2 separate regions of the Homo sapiens genome follow, and region 2 is linked to region 1. Evidence: chromatin contacts called from ENCODE Hi-C or POLR2A ChIA-PET data. All regions are on one chromosome and are shown on one strand. Each heading gives the region's core, a stretch centred on a gene start or an enhancer-like site at or near the end of the contact. The rest is flanking DNA. Distances are from core to core; before and after follow the strand shown. Region 1 overlaps DNMT1 (DNA methyltransferase 1). Region 2 holds the start of S1PR2 (sphingosine-1-phosphate receptor 2).

What was found. A loop is a pair of places that touch in the nucleus more often than their neighbours do. ChIA-PET counts read pairs that join two places held with the same protein, here RNA polymerase II (POLR2A). Pooled maps may share reads with other maps.
Region 2: a map of CD4-positive, alpha-beta memory T cell shows a loop between it and region 1 (3-fold over the local background). The contact joins the promoter of S1PR2 here to the enhancer-like site in region 1. A Hi-C loop is called at or near these places in 2 of 168 maps with a recorded cell type or tissue (CD4-positive, alpha-beta memory T cell and naive thymus-derived CD4-positive, alpha-beta T cell) and 4 of 50 pooled maps. POLR2A ChIA-PET finds 5 or more read pairs at or near these places in 12 of 52 experiments (CD4-positive, alpha-beta T cell, CD4-positive, alpha-beta memory T cell, CD8-positive, alpha-beta memory T cell and 9 more).

Annotation. Positions count from the first base shown.
Region 1 is chr19:10,139,145-10,147,087 of GRCh38, reverse strand. It overlaps DNMT1 (DNA methyltransferase 1), which reads left to right. Exons shown (of 41, transcript NM_001130823.3): 28 at 564-737; 29 at 3,101-3,322; 30 at 4,868-5,060; 31 at 5,899-5,983; 32 at 6,179-6,307; 33 at 6,760-7,042; 34 at 7,271-7,412. Among named protein-coding and RNA genes, the nearest start is that of EIF3G, 23 kb to the right of the region's middle. Within about 2 kb of position 4,172, at least 6 of the 41 ENCODE cell types and tissues checked have a DNase peak (open chromatin) inside an H3K27ac peak, as active enhancers do; they include CD4-positive, alpha-beta T cell, where a contact is called at or near this core.
Region 2 is chr19:10,225,277-10,233,219 of GRCh38, reverse strand. It overlaps S1PR2 (sphingosine-1-phosphate receptor 2), which reads left to right and starts at 1,889. Exons shown (of 2, transcript NM_004230.4): 1 at 1,889-2,016. MIR4322 (microRNA 4322) reads right to left here and starts at 2,807; the gene lies at 2,735-2,807. RefSeq lists enhancers at 1,335-1,384, 2,531-3,245, 3,185-3,264, 3,345-3,394 and silencers at 1,585-2,244, 2,955-3,004.

The DNA.
Region 1 (7,943 bases), core at 2,923-5,422:
GGGGTCTCACTGTGTTGGCCAGGCTAGTCTCAAACTTCTGGGCTCAAGCGACCCTCCTGCCTTGGCCTCCCAAAGGGCTGGGATTACAGACATGAGCCACCATGCTGGGCCTTGATCTCTATTTTTAAGGCCATCTTCAAGTCTCCTTTAAGGGCTTACTAGTCAAGAATAATGTTGAATTTCCTCAAATACCTGTTGAGCCTTTATGGAGAGAACAGTAGGAGTCTCTGCTGGATTGAGTTCCTCACTGAGCCACTCGGGACTGTTGCTCGTGGTGTGTTCTTAACCATATTCTAGACCCTGTTCATTGATATCTTAGGGTTTTTGTCTCAATGACTCAAAAGTTGCCTGATTTTCTTGCTATGTTCTCTCTGGGCTTTGGTCTCAAATAAGTGCCTTCAAAATGTCAACACAAAGCACAAGAAAGCCACCTCTTCCTTCTAGCATCTGCAAATGTTTTTTCCTCTTGGTTACCAGAGTCTCTGGATTAAGCTGGCAGTAGCTGCTGCGGCCACTGCCGGCCACCTCAGGGCCTTATGTTTCTGTCCCTTTGTTTCCTTCAGATTCTGTGTGAGCTGTGCCCGTCTGGCTGAGATGAGGCAAAAAGAAATCCCCAGGGTCCTGGAGCAGCTCGAGGACCTGGATAGCCGGGTCCTCTACTACTCAGCCACCAAGAACGGCATCCTGTACCGAGTTGGTGATGGTGTGTACCTGCCCCCTGAGGCCTTCACGTTCAAGTAAGTGCCCCCTCGGAGCAGCCGGGGCCAGGGCGCTCCAGGCTGAGCCAGGCTGGCTTTGTGGTGTCCCCCTCCTTACAGACATTGCCAATCCCTCCGCACCAGCTGTTGTCCTAGCCGTCACGTTGGCATAGGTGGCAAACAGACAACATAAATCGTGTAGACTGACCATGATGCTATTGCAGAGCAAAGCTGAGCGTAAAAGTCAACTCGCTGGTTTGGCTGGGTGTGGTTTCTCACGCCTGTAATCCCAGCGCTTTGGGAGGCCGAGGCAGTGGGGAATCATCTGAGGTCAGGAGTCTGAGACCAGCCTGGCCAACATGGTGAAACCTCGTCTCTACTAAAAATACAAAAATTAGCCGGGTGTGGTGGTGCGCGCCTGTAGTCCCAGCTACTCGAGAGGCAGAGACAGGAGAATCACTTGAACCTGGGAGGCAGAGGTTGCAGTGAGCCAAGATCATGCCACTGCACTCCATCCTGGGCAACAGAGTGTGACTCCGTCTCAAAATAAAAAAAGAAAAAAAAAGAACTTACTGGATAAAGCGCGAGGGACAGCTGGGGGCCCACCCCCAAGTTCTGCCTCTGCCCAAGGACACCTCCTCTCCGTCCCCTACTGTGAAGTGGGAGAGTGGGATCTTGCCTGCTGGGGCTCGAAGGGTTGAGTGAGTTGAAAGTGCTCCATACAGTACCTGGCTTAAAGTAAAGGTTTAACGGACATGAGTTACTTCTTGGTTAGAGGGAATCACATCAGATGACTTCTCTGTGTCAGAGGATCGAGGCTCTTCCAGGAAAAACCTAAAGCCACAGATCGTTTCCACACTGATCCATTCTGTGTTTTTTCTAAGAATCAGCGTGTGGTTGGAATTACAGCCAACGTTTTCCAGATGCCTTCCCGGCTCACAATTCCATTTCCTTAGAGCCCCAGCTCCCTTGCCTTAGTTCAGTTACTGTGAATTATGAGAACTGGAGAAGCAGGTTCCCTCCAGCCTTGGCACAGTTGGGGCGCGTTACCCCCTCTGGTTGTCCTTGGTGGGAAGGGGACACCTCCCCGTAGTGTTTTCTGCCAGTTGCTCCTGGCAAAGTGGGAGAGTCAGCACAGAGACGCCTTTGGGGCCCGTCAGACTCCTGGGGGGCCTAGTGGGGAGAACGTGACAGCTGACTTCCCTAACGGCAGGCCTTCTTCAAAGAACAGCTTTTCCACACTAGTCAGACCACACTCCCATTGTCCCAGGCCCTGTGGCGCCTTACATTGGCCTCCAGTGTCGCTTCTAGATCAGAGCCTTAGTCAGGGTAGCGTAGGTTGTATCATAGCAACAACCCCAAATCACAGTGACTTAAAACCACAGAAGCTGGACTGGGTGCGGTGGCTCATGCCTGTCAGGAGTTCAAGACCAAGACCAGCCTGGCCGACATACCTGTCTCTACTAAAAATAAATTAGCCAGGGTTAGCTGGGTGTGGTGGTGGGCACCTGTAATCCCAGCTACTTGGGAGGCCGAGGCACGAGAATCGCTTGAACCTGGGAGGAGGAGTTGCAGTGAGCCGAGATTGTGCCACTGCACTCTAACCTGGGTGACAGAGTGAAACTCTCTCAACAAAAACCACGGTAGCCGCTGTCTCGCTCATACGAGGTGCCCATCACAGGTCAGCAGAGGACTCCACCTGTTGTGTCCCTTGGATATCTGGGCCGCTGGAGTCAGAAGTTGCCAGTGTTTGAGCCCAAGGGAAAGCACACAGGACATTCCCCAGGCAGTGACATCCTCTTTGGTCACTTCTGCCCACGTCACATGCCAGGAAACACAAGATGCCAAGTAGTCGGGAGGCAGGAGCCTGGGGTATTTGAGCAGTGTCAGCCACCACCGTAGCCAGTAATGCGCAGAGGGTGAATGCGTGCTTCAAACTGTGAGACTAAATCTGCAGCTAAATCTTTTTTTTTTTTTTCTGTGAGATGGAGTCTTGCTCTGTCACACAGGCTGGAGTGCAGTGGCACAATCTCAGCTCACTGCAACCTCTGCCTCCTGGGTTCAAGCAATTCTCCTGCCTCAGCCTCCCAAGTAGCTGGAATTATAGGCATGTACCACCACACCCGGCTAATTTTTGTATTTTTAGTAGAGACAGGGTTTTACCGTGTTGGCCAGGGTGGTCTCGAACTTCTGACCTTGTGGTCCACCTGCCTTGGTCTCCCAAAGTGCTGGGATTACAGGCGTGAGCCACAATGCCCAGCCTAAATCATTTCTTAGGGTACACACCTACCTTAATTCATCAGGTGCTTGACTTTAAATGGTTATTTTCACTGGTCAGTCATGCCTGACTGACCACTGCAAGGTGGAAGGTTCATTGATGTCAAGTGGGTGCTTCTCTGCAGCATCAAGCTGTCCAGTCCCGTGAAACGCCCACGGAAGGAGCCCGTGGATGAGGACCTGTACCCAGAGCACTACCGGAAATACTCCGACTACATCAAAGGCAGCAACCTGGATGCCCCTGAGCCCTACCGAATTGGCCGGATCAAAGAGATCTTCTGTCCCAAGAAGAGCAACGGCAGGCCCAATGAGACTGACATCAAAATCCGGGTCAACAAGTTCTACAGGTCAGCAGAGGCCTCTGTTCTTCCACGAGGCCACAGACTCTTCTAGAAGGCTCTGCCTGAAACAAGGTTGTGGCATAGCACCCACAGTTGTTCTAAGAGTTAGGTTGAAGTAGCTGTTTTTCCAAGTGTTTCTGATTATCGGTGGGCACTGATAATGACTAGAATTCTAGTTCCCAGCCCTCACTTTTAGGTCCTTATTTTAATGTTGCAGAGCCCTTTTTCCAAAAGAAATCCTTAAGCTGGCTGGGCACTGTAGCTCACGCCTCTAATCCTAGCACTTTGGGAGGCTGAGGCAGGAAGATCACTTGAGTCTAGGAGTTCAAGACCAGCTTGAGGAAACGTAGTGAGACCCCGGCCCTACCAAAAAAAAAAAAAAAAAAAGACTAGCTGGGCGTGGTGGCACACGCCTGTAATCCCAGCTACTTGGGAGGCTGAGGCTGAAGGGATCACTGAAACCCAGGAATTTGAGGCTGTAGTGAGCCATGATCCCACCACTGCACTCCGGCCTGGGTGACAGCCAGACCCCGTCTCAAAAGAAAAAACGGGTAGAGTGCCTGGGCACCCCCAGAGAACCTCCCAAGCTCCATCTATGACTGTCCAGGTTCTGTCCCGCTGTCCCCACCTCTTCCCAGGTCCTCCTTTCTGTCTCTGGGATTTTTTCTCTTTCCTAAGCTTTTGGCCTATTACGTTTTCTTTTTCTAAGACCCGAGTAACTTGCGGTGATTAGGCATTAACCTGAAACTAGCCTGTACAGGAAGCTATACACTTGCCTCACCTCTTAGCTAACATAGATCAAAGATTTCCTGAAGCCTTTGTAATAACAGGAAATAAAACAAGGGCTGTGAGTGGTACAGGTGAGAGAAACACACTCGAGAGGCTGCTACCGGCAGGCGGACACAGCAGGGCAGGGCCAGGCGTGCAGAGCAAGCAGCCAAGCTGACCTAATGGTTGGGGGGTCTCTACCCTGTGGTTCCCTAATTGGGGGCGAATCTACCTTGCAGTTCCCTCATTTGGGGAGGGGTTATCTTTACCTGCGGTTCCCTAAGTAGGGGGGTCTTTACCCTATGACTCCCTAACTGGGGAGGTCTTTACCCTGCGGTTCCATAACTGGGGGGTCTTTACCCTGCGGTTCCCAACTGGGTCGGGGGTCATTACCTGGCGGTTCCCTAATTGTGGGGGAATCTACCTTGCAGTTCCCTAATGTGAGGAGGGGATATCTTTACCCTGTGATTCCCTTACTGGGAGGGGTCTTTACCCTGCGATTCCCTAACTTGGGGGATCTTTACCCTGTGGTTCCCTAACTAGGGGGGGTCTTTACCCTGCAGTTCCCTAAATGGGGGGGAGTCTACCTTGCAGTTCCCCAGTGTGGGGAGGAGATATCTTTACCCTGCAGTTCCCTAACTGAGGGGGTCTTTACCCTGCGGTTCTCGAACTAGGGGGTCTTTACCCTGCAGTTCCCTGAGCACCCCAGGAACATGGTACTGTTTAATTCAGCATAAGCTCACCACAAAGGAGAGCTCCTAACGAGGCCTCTCCCGCTCGCAGGCCTGAGAACACCCACAAGTCCACTCCAGCGAGCTACCACGCAGACATCAACCTGCTCTACTGGAGCGACGAGGAGGCCGTGGTGGACTTCAAGGCTGTGCAGGGCCGCTGCACCGTGGAGTATGGGGAGGACCTGCCCGAGTGCGTCCAGGTGTACTCCATGGGCGGCCCCAACCGCTTCTACTTCCTCGAGGTGGTGCCCCTGCTTGCTAGAGGGAAGGCTTCGGGGTCAAAGTTGGCCAGAAGGAGTCTGATGTCGGGTTATACACAAGGCGGCTTGGCTGCAGGGTTTCAGCTTTTGTAAGAAGTGGGTGGTTGGCTGACGTGAAGCTGTTCTGCAGGAGCTTTACGGGGGTCTGAGCAGGGTTCTCCAGAGCACAAGTTGTATGAGATTCAAGTGGTCCCGGAGTTTAACACTCCTGGTTTTTAAAAAGTACGTCATTAGAGAACCTAACGTTTTAGTGTCTTGGTGCAACTGAACGTTGAGGACCATGAGGCAGCTTCCACCAGCCTGACTGGTGTCTTAGTATGAGTTGGAGAAGGTGCCCCTGCTCCTGGGTCCCTTGGGCCAGGCGCCTACGTCCAGGCCCAGCCCACATGCCTGTGCGGGTGGCCCTCGTTATGGAGAGGGCCCACGAGTCAGCTGATCAAGCTCATGACTTGTAAATTGTTGGGGCTTGGCCTTTCCGTGTTGTTACCTTAAAACGATACATCCACGTTCTCCCAGGCATGGATGAGGTAGCCCAATTGGACAGCAGATTCTGCATAGCACTTTTTCCTGTTCTAGAAGGTACTCTCAAGTGCTTGTAATAGGCATTTCAGTGTCAGCCAGATCAAATGTTAGTATTAATAAAATGGATTGTTTTAAGTTTCTATTGTAGCAAAGTCAAACTACTCTTATTGGTGGCTAATTGGTCATGGCCCCACTGAGGGAGAAATTAAGTGACTATCAAATTGCCTTCTTACTAGTCTGCGTTAGAGAGGGGACAGTGCGTTTCTCTCCCAAACGATTGCAGTTCTCTCCTTTTCAGGCCTATAATGCAAAGAGCAAAAGCTTTGAAGATCCTCCCAACCATGCCCGTAGCCCTGGAAACAAAGGGAAGGGCAAGGGAAAAGGTACGTCATTGTATGAGTTTCTTTTCAAGTTATTCTTCTGTAACTTGGAGGCTGCCTGTGAATCCCTCAGTGTAAAACCACCTCTGGTGTTACTGACTCTGGGACAGCGAGGCCGCCTGAGTTAACAAGGCGCTTGAGAGCAAGGTGGACTTGGACTCTGAGGATCGGGTTTAGCCTCTGGCCTCTCTCCCCCAGGGAAGGGCAAGCCCAAGTCCCAAGCCTGTGAGCCGAGCGAGCCAGAGATAGAGATCAAGCTGCCCAAGCTGCGGACCCTGGATGTGTTTTCTGGCTGCGGGGGGTTGTCGGAGGGATTCCACCAAGCAGGTGAGCGCCCGTAGGCTCCATCTCTGAATACCTGGTGAGCCCAGACCGGGCAGGTGCTACCTGAAACGACTTCCAACCCCGGTCACCTTCCTGACTCAAGAATCTCCTTCCGAGGCCAGGCACGGTGGCGCACGCCTGTAATCCCAGCACTTTGGGAGGCCGAGGTGGGTGGATCATGAGGTCAGGAGTTTGAGACCATCCTGGCCAACATGGTGAAACCCCGTCTCTAATAAGAATACAAAAATTAGCTGGGCGTGGTGGTGTGTGCCTGTAGTCCCAGCTACTCAGGAGGCTGAGGTGGGAGAATCGCTTGAACCTGGGAGGCAGAGCTTGCAGTGAGCCAAGATCACACCACTGCACTCCAGCCTGGGTGACAGAGCGAGACTCCATCTCAAAAAAAAAAAAAAATCTTCTGGAGAGTTGAAAGCATGGCTTCGTGCTTGATCTGCCAGGCATCTCTGACACGCTGTGGGCCATCGAGATGTGGGACCCTGCGGCCCAGGCGTTCCGGCTGAACAACCCCGGCTCCACAGTGTTCACAGAGGACTGCAACATCCTGCTGAAGCTGGTCATGGCTGGGGAGACCACCAACTCCCGCGGCCAGCGGCTGCCCCAGAAGGGAGACGTGGAGATGCTGTGCGGCGGGCCGCCCTGCCAGGGCTTCAGCGGCATGAACCGCTTCAATTCGCGCACCTACTCCAAGTTCAAAAACTCTCTGGTGGTTTCCTTCCTCAGGTAAACGGGTAGAAGCCCCCCAGTGTTGCCAGACGGCCCGGGGCTGTGCCGCATGTCAGCAGTGGTCATTTTCGCCCTGCACTGAGGCCTCTGCCCCCCGGAAGCTCACAGCTCAGCTCTCACCAGGGAGAGACTTTGATAACATTCGTGAGGGGCTTCCGGCACAGTGGGTCGTTTCTTCCCTCTGTCTGTGGAGGTGACTCCTGCAGTCTCTCCTGCCCCCTACAGCTACTGCGACTACTACCGGCCCCGGTTCTTCCTCCTGGAGAATGTCAGGAACTTTGTCTCCTTCAAGCGCTCCATGGTCCTGAAGCTCACCCTCCGCTGCCTGGTCCGCATGGGCTATCAGTGCACCTTCGGCGTGCTGCAGGTGGGCCCTGGGGCTGGGGCGGGCAGACAGATGTGGCCAGCACGTGACCCGGCCAGCAGCCAGCCATCCCTTACTGAAGGCAGGGTTCAATGGCATAGGCCTGCCATCCAGGCAGCAGAGGCTGGCATGGTGCTCTGTCCCACTGGCGGAGTCAGGGGAGATGCGTGCTCAGCCGGCCCCCAGCAAGTCCACCGCTAGTGTCTCTTGAGCTGTGTTCTCGAACATGCCTGGGAGGGCTGGCTACAATGGGCTTCTCGCCATGCAGCTCCTGGCTCCTTTCCCTCGATGGGGAAGGGTGAGCAGCCCACCATGGAGCACTGTGGAATGGCTGAGTCTGCACAGAGCGGGAGGGGAAGTGAGGTGCGCAGAGCCATGTGTAGGCGGCAGCTGTTCGATTGGTTTAAAAGACAGTTTTGCTCTGGGTAACTGCGCACACAAACCCCCACAGATGGCCGAGGGTTGCACTCCAGGTGGCTGTGTCTGCAGGGACAGGGATGGACATAGTCTGTGGGGCCCAGGCCTTATCTGAAA
Region 2 (7,943 bases), core at 640-3,139, 88 kb before region 1:
GCCAGATTATGTTTATAACATATAATGTCTACATTTTCACAAATGGTACCCTCATAAAAAGCCATATTTCCCACCTGAACATAAGATCCACTGGGTTGGCCAGGCACGGTTGTTCATGCCTGTAATCCCAGCACTTTGGGAGGCCAAGGCGGGCAGATCATGAGGTCAGGAGATCGAAACCATCCTGGCCAACATGGTGAAACCTCCATCTCTACTAAAACTACAAAAATTAGCTGGGCATGGTGGCGCATGCCTGTAATCCCAGCTACTCAGGAGGCTGAGGCAGAAGAATCGCTTGAACCCGGGAGGCAGAGGTTGCAGTGAGCCGAGATAGTGCCACTACATTCCAGCCTGGCGACAGAGCTAGACTCTGTCTCAAAAAAAAAAAAAAATCCATCTGGTCAAGGAGTTTTTCCTTTTTGTTGCTGTTGTTGTTGTTCACTGCTGTGCCCAGTAGGTGCATAAAAAATATTTGTTGCCAGGTGCTGTGGTTTACATTTGTAATCCCAGCACTTGGGGAGGCCGAGGCAGGCGGATCACTTGAGGTCACGAGTTCGAGACCAGCCTGGCCAACATGGTGAAACCCTGTCTTTACTAAAAATACAAAAAAATCAGCCAGGCGTGGTGGCACGCGCCTGTATTTCCAGCTACTTGTGAAGCTGAGGCACAGGAATAGCTTGAACCTGGGAGGCAGAGGTTGCAGTGAGCTGAGATGGCACCACTGCACCCCAGCCTGGGAGATAAAGGAAGACTCTGTCTCAAACAAAAAAATTTTGTTGCTGGAATGAGGGGCTTTCCTATCCTGTTGTCGAACTGCTGGTTACACACACACACACACACACACACACACACACACACACACACATCATTCGATGAAGGTGTAGTGTCCATCATTTCCGCAGGCAGGCACACAGAAATGCCCAGGAATTAGTGAAAATTGGAAATCTGGATAGAAGACTGGGCCCGACGCTGGAAGGCAGGCACAAACTGGGCCCCGCCAGAGGGGACAGTGATCTACAGAGGCAGGAAAGAGTGTGGAGTGTCCCCAGTCCCCCAAGGGAAACAGGGCAGCACCTGAATTCTGGAGGTCCTATCAAGGGAGAGACTGGTCAGGCACAGTGGCTCACGCCTGTCATTCCAGCACTTTGGGAGGCTGAGGCAGTAGGATTGCTTGAATGCAGCAGTTCAAGACCAGCCTGGGCAACACAGCGAGACCCCATCTCTACAAAAAACTGCAAAAAATTAGCCAGGCATGATGGCGCACCTGTAGTCCCAGCTACTCTGGAGGCTGAGGCAGGAGGCTGAGGCTCCCGTGAGCTATGATTGAGCCACCACACTCTGGCCTGGATGACAGAGCAAGACCATGTCTCAAAAAAAGAAAAAAAAAAAGAGATCAATTTTGTCTTTGGGACAGGACATCGCACTTAGTAGGAATTTATTTGTTGGGTGGACACACAGTAGGCACTTAATGCCTATTTGCTGCGTTGACACCTAGTAGGTACTTCCAAGGCTCTTTGTTGAGTCAATAAATGTGACCTCGTGTTTTCTTCCAAGTCCAGGGTCCCAGGGGTAAGCCCAGAGGTAACCTGGGGTTGAAGACAGTTGTTTCAGGTTGAGGCCACCTGGCCAGGAGTACTGTGACGTCACCAGGCTGCGTGACGTTTCGCGCCGGCCGGTTCTCACGGGTGGGGGCTGGGAGGGGCAGAGTGAGAGATCGGGTGGGGGGGGCGGACAAAGGGCCCTCCGTGCAGCTCCTGTCGGCCCCCGCGTGCGCCCCGGCCAGCCGGCCGGTCACATCTGGAATTCATTGCAGCCGCCGCCGGAAAGGGGAGGAGAGGAGGGCGGGGCGAGCGGGGGGCAGAGGCGGCGGCTCTCCGCCCCCCCCTCTGTCCCTCGTCCCAGCCCCGGGACTTAGCCGAGCCCGGCTGGCAACCCCAGCCCCAGCCGCGGCCGCCCTGGGGACGCAGACGCCAAGGCCCCTCCGGCCAGGGCCGGGAGCCGGGCCGGCCTAGCCAGGTGAGCGCGCGTGGCGACAAGGAGGCAGAAAAGGCGGGCCTGGTCCCCTGAGGTCTCGGGATCCGAGCTGAGGGGCCCCAATCGGGGGGCTGGGGCGCGCACGCGCCGCCTGGGTTCCTGCTGCACGGAGCGGGTGGTCACAGTGCGCCCTCTCCAAGAATCCGGGCGGCCCCCACTGCCTCGGCCGCGAACCCGCAGACTGTGCTCCCCGCCTTTCTCAGCGGCAGGAAGTTGGCGCCGGGGAGAAGGCTGAATCCGAGCGCTTTCGACTGGAGTCTTTGGGAGGCAGGACGCCGTGCTCGGGGACCGGGGTCTTGGGGAGTGTGTTTGGGGGGGGGCAACACCCCTCCTGGCTGACTCCGGCTGAGCGAGGGCAAAAGGATGTGCGCGCCGTGGAGCCTCCAAGCCAAGGGGCGGCACCCACGGGGAGGGCGGTCGGACGTCGGGCTTTCTGCCTCGGTTTCCCCAAGTTGTTTGCCTCCTCCGGTCCCCCGGCGGGGGGCGTGGCTTTGTTTTGTAAGGAAAGAGAAAGTGACTGCGTGGCTCAGACGCCTCCTCTTTCAACTCCGGCTCAGGGATGGGTCGTGGGTGAAGGCGCGCGTGGCGCGGACCTCGCGTGGCCCCGAGCCGGGCGGAGCGTCGGAACTCGCCCCCTTCTCAGGCACGGGTTGACTCACCCGGGGATTTCCACCCCCTCCTCTGTCTCTGTCCTTGTCAGATGCTCCGGGCCCCACGCGCTGAGCCCACAGTCCCCCTCGTGGGGCGACACGGCCAGGCGCGGAACTCGCGGTGCAGCTGCTGCTGCGATCTGGTCCCCCACCCCCAGTCTTCCCAGAATCTCGAGGCGGGACCCCTGGCGGGACGGAGAGGAATCCTTCCAGTGCCGCTTGGAGACGTGGGGGCCCCGCGCGTGTGGCGGTCTCGGGGGCGGGGGGGAGAGGAGGCGTGGCTCCCGCGCGAGCGAGCGTGGATACCGCGCATTCCTAAACCAGATAAGGAGGCCGAGAGTGCGGGCCAGCACGGGGTCGGGTCCTGCTGCCATCTCCATGGAGACACGCTGGGCTTTGCCTGGTTGATGGTGGGCGATGGGGGCGCTGCCCGCGGACCAGAGGTGTCTCCAGGCTCCTTTGTTGCTGTTTGGGTCTGGGCTGAGCTTAGGAGTTTCCACCCTTGGGAACCCACTAGGGTCTCCTTTGTTCATTGGTTCATTCATTCATTCATTCATTTGCCCATTCCACACGTTTTCTGAGTGTTTTATTTGTGCCAGGCATCCCTGTAGGGGCTGATAACTGACTTGCTCCCTGGCCTTAGGCATTGACTGTCTAGGTGGAAGCCAGACAGAAAAGGAAAGATATCATGATAGTTTCCCATAGTGGCAAGCGCTGTGCAGATAATAAAACGAGATTCTGTGATTAGAAAAGGCTTGGAGATGGCTGCTATTGTAGACTGGGGGTCAGGGGAGTCCCCTCTGAGGAAGTGACCTTTAAATAGAAAGGTCACTTTCTATAAGGTAGGGTGGCTACCACGGGCTCCATGGGTGACCAGGGGGAACTGTAACCACAGGGCCTGCCTTTCTGAAAGATGGGGAGACAGTCATTCAAAGATTTGAGGAAAGGCCAGGCGTGGTGGCTCACGCCTGTAATCCCAGCACTTTCCTAGGCTTAGGCAGGTGAATCACCTGAAGTCAGGAGTTCCAGACCAGCCTGGCCAACATGGTGAAACCCCATCTCTACTAAAAATACAAAAATTAGCCAGGTGTGGTGGTAGGCACCTATAATCCCAGCTACTCAGGAGGCTGAGGCAGGAGAATCGCTTGAACTCAGGAGGCAGAGGTTGTGGTGAGCCGAGATCACACCACTGCACTCTAGCCTGGGCAACAGAGTGAGACTCTGTCTCAAAAAAAAAAAATTTTTTTTTTGAGAAAAAGAGTGTGCCCCAAGAAGAACAGCAGGGGTAAAGGCTTGGAGGTAGGGGTAGGGGTAGCATGGAGGAGGTTTAGTGTGGTTGGAGTGGAATGGCCCTGGGGGAAGAGTGGGAGGAGGCTTCATCGGCAGGGGCCATCCTACTTGGGCTATAGGGAGCCATGGAAGAATTTGGAGTTGGGGAGTGACATGGAGTTACAAGTTTAAAAGCTCCCCCTGGCTGCTTGGTAGAGAATGGCAGGGTAGGGGGTCCTGACAACCACAGAGAAACCAAAAGGTAGGGTGGCTACCACGGGCTCCATGGGTGACCAGGGGGAACTGTAACCACAGGGCCTGCCTTTCTGGAACTGGGAGTGGGTGGAGAGGACCTTGGAAGCCACTGAGGCTTCCTCCATCCTTCCCCTCTCCTAATCTCCAGACAAACAGTCGTCTGAGTCTATCTCTCTTCCCTTCCTTCCAAACCCCATCACTTGTCCCTCCTGTTCCATTTCAGGCCTGGACATTCTATGTGAGCCCAGTGGCCTCTTTCTGAGCTTCTGAGAGGGAGTCAGGGCAGACTTGGTGAAGGTGACCGGGAGACAGGCTCTGTGTCCTTCTCAAAACCTGGTAACCTTACACAGGGAGGGGACATGGGCTAGGCCACGCCATCCACCTAGGGGGTGACTCTTCTGCCAGCTCCAACCTCAGTGCCCTGCTTCCTCTTTCTGGGAGGCGTCAACCGCCCAAGTGCTTGCCTCAGTAAAGTCCTAGTGGTTAAGATGAGTCTTGGATAGAATGTGGGCCTCAGTTTCCCCTTCTCTAGGAGAGCTGCTTCTCCCTCTGTGAATGCCTTAGCCTCCCCGGGCTGCAGAAGGTGAGAGTGCAGCACCCCCAGTCTTCCTCTCAGGGAAAAAGACAGACTGCTTAGTTAGTCCCTGGGGTGCAAGGGCTGAACACATTTCATTTTGTTTTGTTTTGTTTTGTTTTGTTTTGAGACAGTCTCGCTCTGTCACCCAGGCTGGAGTGCAATGGCTGCGATCTTGGCTCACTGCAACCTCTGCCTCCCGGGTTCAAGCGATTCTCCTGCTTCAGTCTCCCAAGTAGCTGGGATCACAGGCGCACACCACCATGCCCGGCTAATTTTTTTTTTTTTTTTTTTTTTTTGAGTAGAGGGGGGTTTTACCATGTTGGCCAGGCTGGTCTTGAACTCATGATCTCAGGTGATAGGCCCGCCTCGGCTTCCCAGAGTGCTGGGATTACAGGCATGAGCCACTGCGCCCGGCCTAAACACATTTCTTATTTATCCAGGAAGCCACAGCAAATCTCTTGGTGAGCAGCAGAGGGGGCGGCTGCACTGCACAGCGTGCTCCCCAGGCCTGGAAAGGGACCTTGATTCTCACTTATGAACCCCAGGAGGGGCCCAGCAGGCCAGGGCAGCCTGGGGGTGTCTGGTCGGGGTGACCCAGAGGTCAGGCTGCGGTTCAAACTCCCCCTAGGGACGTCCACATAGCATTAACTCTATCCTCAGAAAGCCTGAGCTCCCGTCGCCTATAAAGGACCCCATCGGTAGGGCTGGCCGTAGAGCGCCCCCAACTGGACCAATCAGAGGCAGAAGATGGAAAGCCCGGGCCAATAGGCAAATTGCTCAGTGCCCTTGGATTGAAAATGAGCCAATCAGAGCATGGGCTGTTTCCGGCCCATCAGCTGTGTCTGATCCAGCCGCAGCCTGGGCCCAAGCCTGCCTGGGACTGGCTGCAGCGTGCAGAGGGCATCAAGATGCCCGGGGCTGCGTCCAGCAAGGGAACAAGGGGCCTCTGTGTGGCTATCTGGGAGGGGCAGCAGTCCCCGGGGACGTGCACAAGCCCTTGTCTGTTCCCAAACTAGGACGGATGTCCCTCCGCCCTGGGGGAGCAGCTGCCTCTATCCAGCCAGGGGCCAGGATGCCCCTTGGAGGGGGCGGCCAGGGACTGAGATGGCTGGGTGACTCCGGAAACCTCCATCACTCCTGGGCTCAGGAGAACTGGCCTAACCAGACTTTTCTGGAACGGTGCACACAGTCCTTGCCAGACGTGTTTCTAGGGACCTGAGGAGGACTCCCCCTACTCTCCCCCCTCCCTCCCATTTAGCTAAGGCTGGAACTTCCTCTCCCTTCATGAAAGGCATACACTGCACTGGCGCCTCTGACAACCCCTAACCCTACCCCCAAGCTGGGGGAAGGCCATGGTGTCTGCCTCTCATCCTCTCTGCCGAGGAGCGCCTCTCCCCGCCCCCTCCCACCACGGCTCAGTTTTCCTTGGTGGGTGGCGATGGGGGGGGATGGGAGGGGGTAGAGGGAGGGATGGAAGAGGGTGGAGGGGAGGGATGGGAGGGGGTTGGGGGGGTGACTCAGGTTTTCATGGAACAAATGCCTTACCCCCTCCCGGCGGGGCTGCACACCCCTTCACGGCTCACATGACTTCAGCAAAGCTGCCCCATCCTCCCAGCCAGGACCTCCCAGATGGGGTCTCTCCCATCCTGACTCCCCCTACATCCCGCCTTCCTCACACCGGATGTGACTGCAGAGTGAGGACTCCACCCTGTTTGTTCCAGGGGCCTCACATCTGGATTTCATCCTGGCTGGGGAGGGGGTGCCAGCGCCCTGCCCATCCCGGCAGGACCTTCTGTCCCAGGGCAGAGCTAGATGGTGCTGATGAGAACAGGCTGTTGGAGATCTCGTCTGGTTGGCTTACATCCCTTCCCTTCCCAAAGGACTGGAGGAAAGAGGGGAGCTAATAACATTTGGCAGTATTTGTTGAGTGCTTACTATGAGCTAAACGTGCCTCATGCGTCATTTAAAAGGATTTTCCCATCACCCCCATGAAGTGGGCTTTCTTCTCTCTATTGCACAGATAAGGAGGTTCAGGCTGAGACAGCGTCTAGGGACTTGCCCAGTGTTTCAGAGGTGGAATGGGAGCAAATTCTGGATTGCCTTCAAGGTCTGTGTCCTTGAAGATGGTGTGACCTCTGGGATGTTTGAATCTCAGGGCCGCCCTGGTGTCTCCCCAAGACCTTATCTTGGGAGCACCCGTGGCCTCAAGGCTTAGACCCAGCCTGAAATCCAGCGTTAGTGGGTGGTAATGAATGAGCAGGGCACGGAGCTATCAGTGGTGAGACTCTCCCTGACCCAGGTCAGCATGAGGGCGCAGGCGCCTGTGTGTTCCAGAAAAGAGACAAACCCTCCAGGACCTGCCTAGGGCTTGCTCTCTGGGTAGGTGGGCAAGGTTTCTGGAAGTCCACATTATATTTTTCATGCCATTTGGGGGAGCTTCTTTCCCTTTGAAAGCGTGTAGCTACTCAGGAGACTGAGGCAGGAGGATCACTTGAGCCCAGGAGTAGAGACAACTGTGAGCTATGATCATGCCACTGCACTCCAGCCTGGGTGACAGAGCAAGACCCTATCTCTAGAAAATAATAATGAAAATTAAAAGAGGCAAGATGTCATGGTTCATACCTGTAATCTCATTGCTTTGAGAGGCCGAGGAGAATTGCTTGAAGCCAGGAGTTCAGGACCAGCCTGGACAACACAGTGAGACCCAATCTCTAAAAAACAAAAAAACTAGCCAGGCGGCTGGGCCCGGTGGCTCACACTGGTAATCCCAGCGCTTTGAGAGGCCGAGGCAGGCGGATCATGAGGTCAGAAGTTCGAGACCATGCTGGCCAACATGGTGAAACCCTGTCTCTACTAAAAATAAAAAAAAAATTAGCTGGGCCTGGTGGCAGGTGCCCGTAATCCCAGCTACTCAGGAAGCTGAGGCAGGAGAATCACTTGAACCCAGGAGGAGGAGGTTGCAGTGAGCCAAGACCGTGCCGCAGCACTCCAGCCTTGGCAACAGAGGGAGACTCCATCTCAAAAAAAAAAAAAAAAAAAAAAAATTAGCCAGGCGTGGTGGCATGTGCTTGTAGCTGAAGCTGAGGTGGGAGGCTGAGGTGGGAGGATCACTTGAGCCCAGGAGTTCAAGGCTGCAGGGAGCTATGATTGCGCCACTG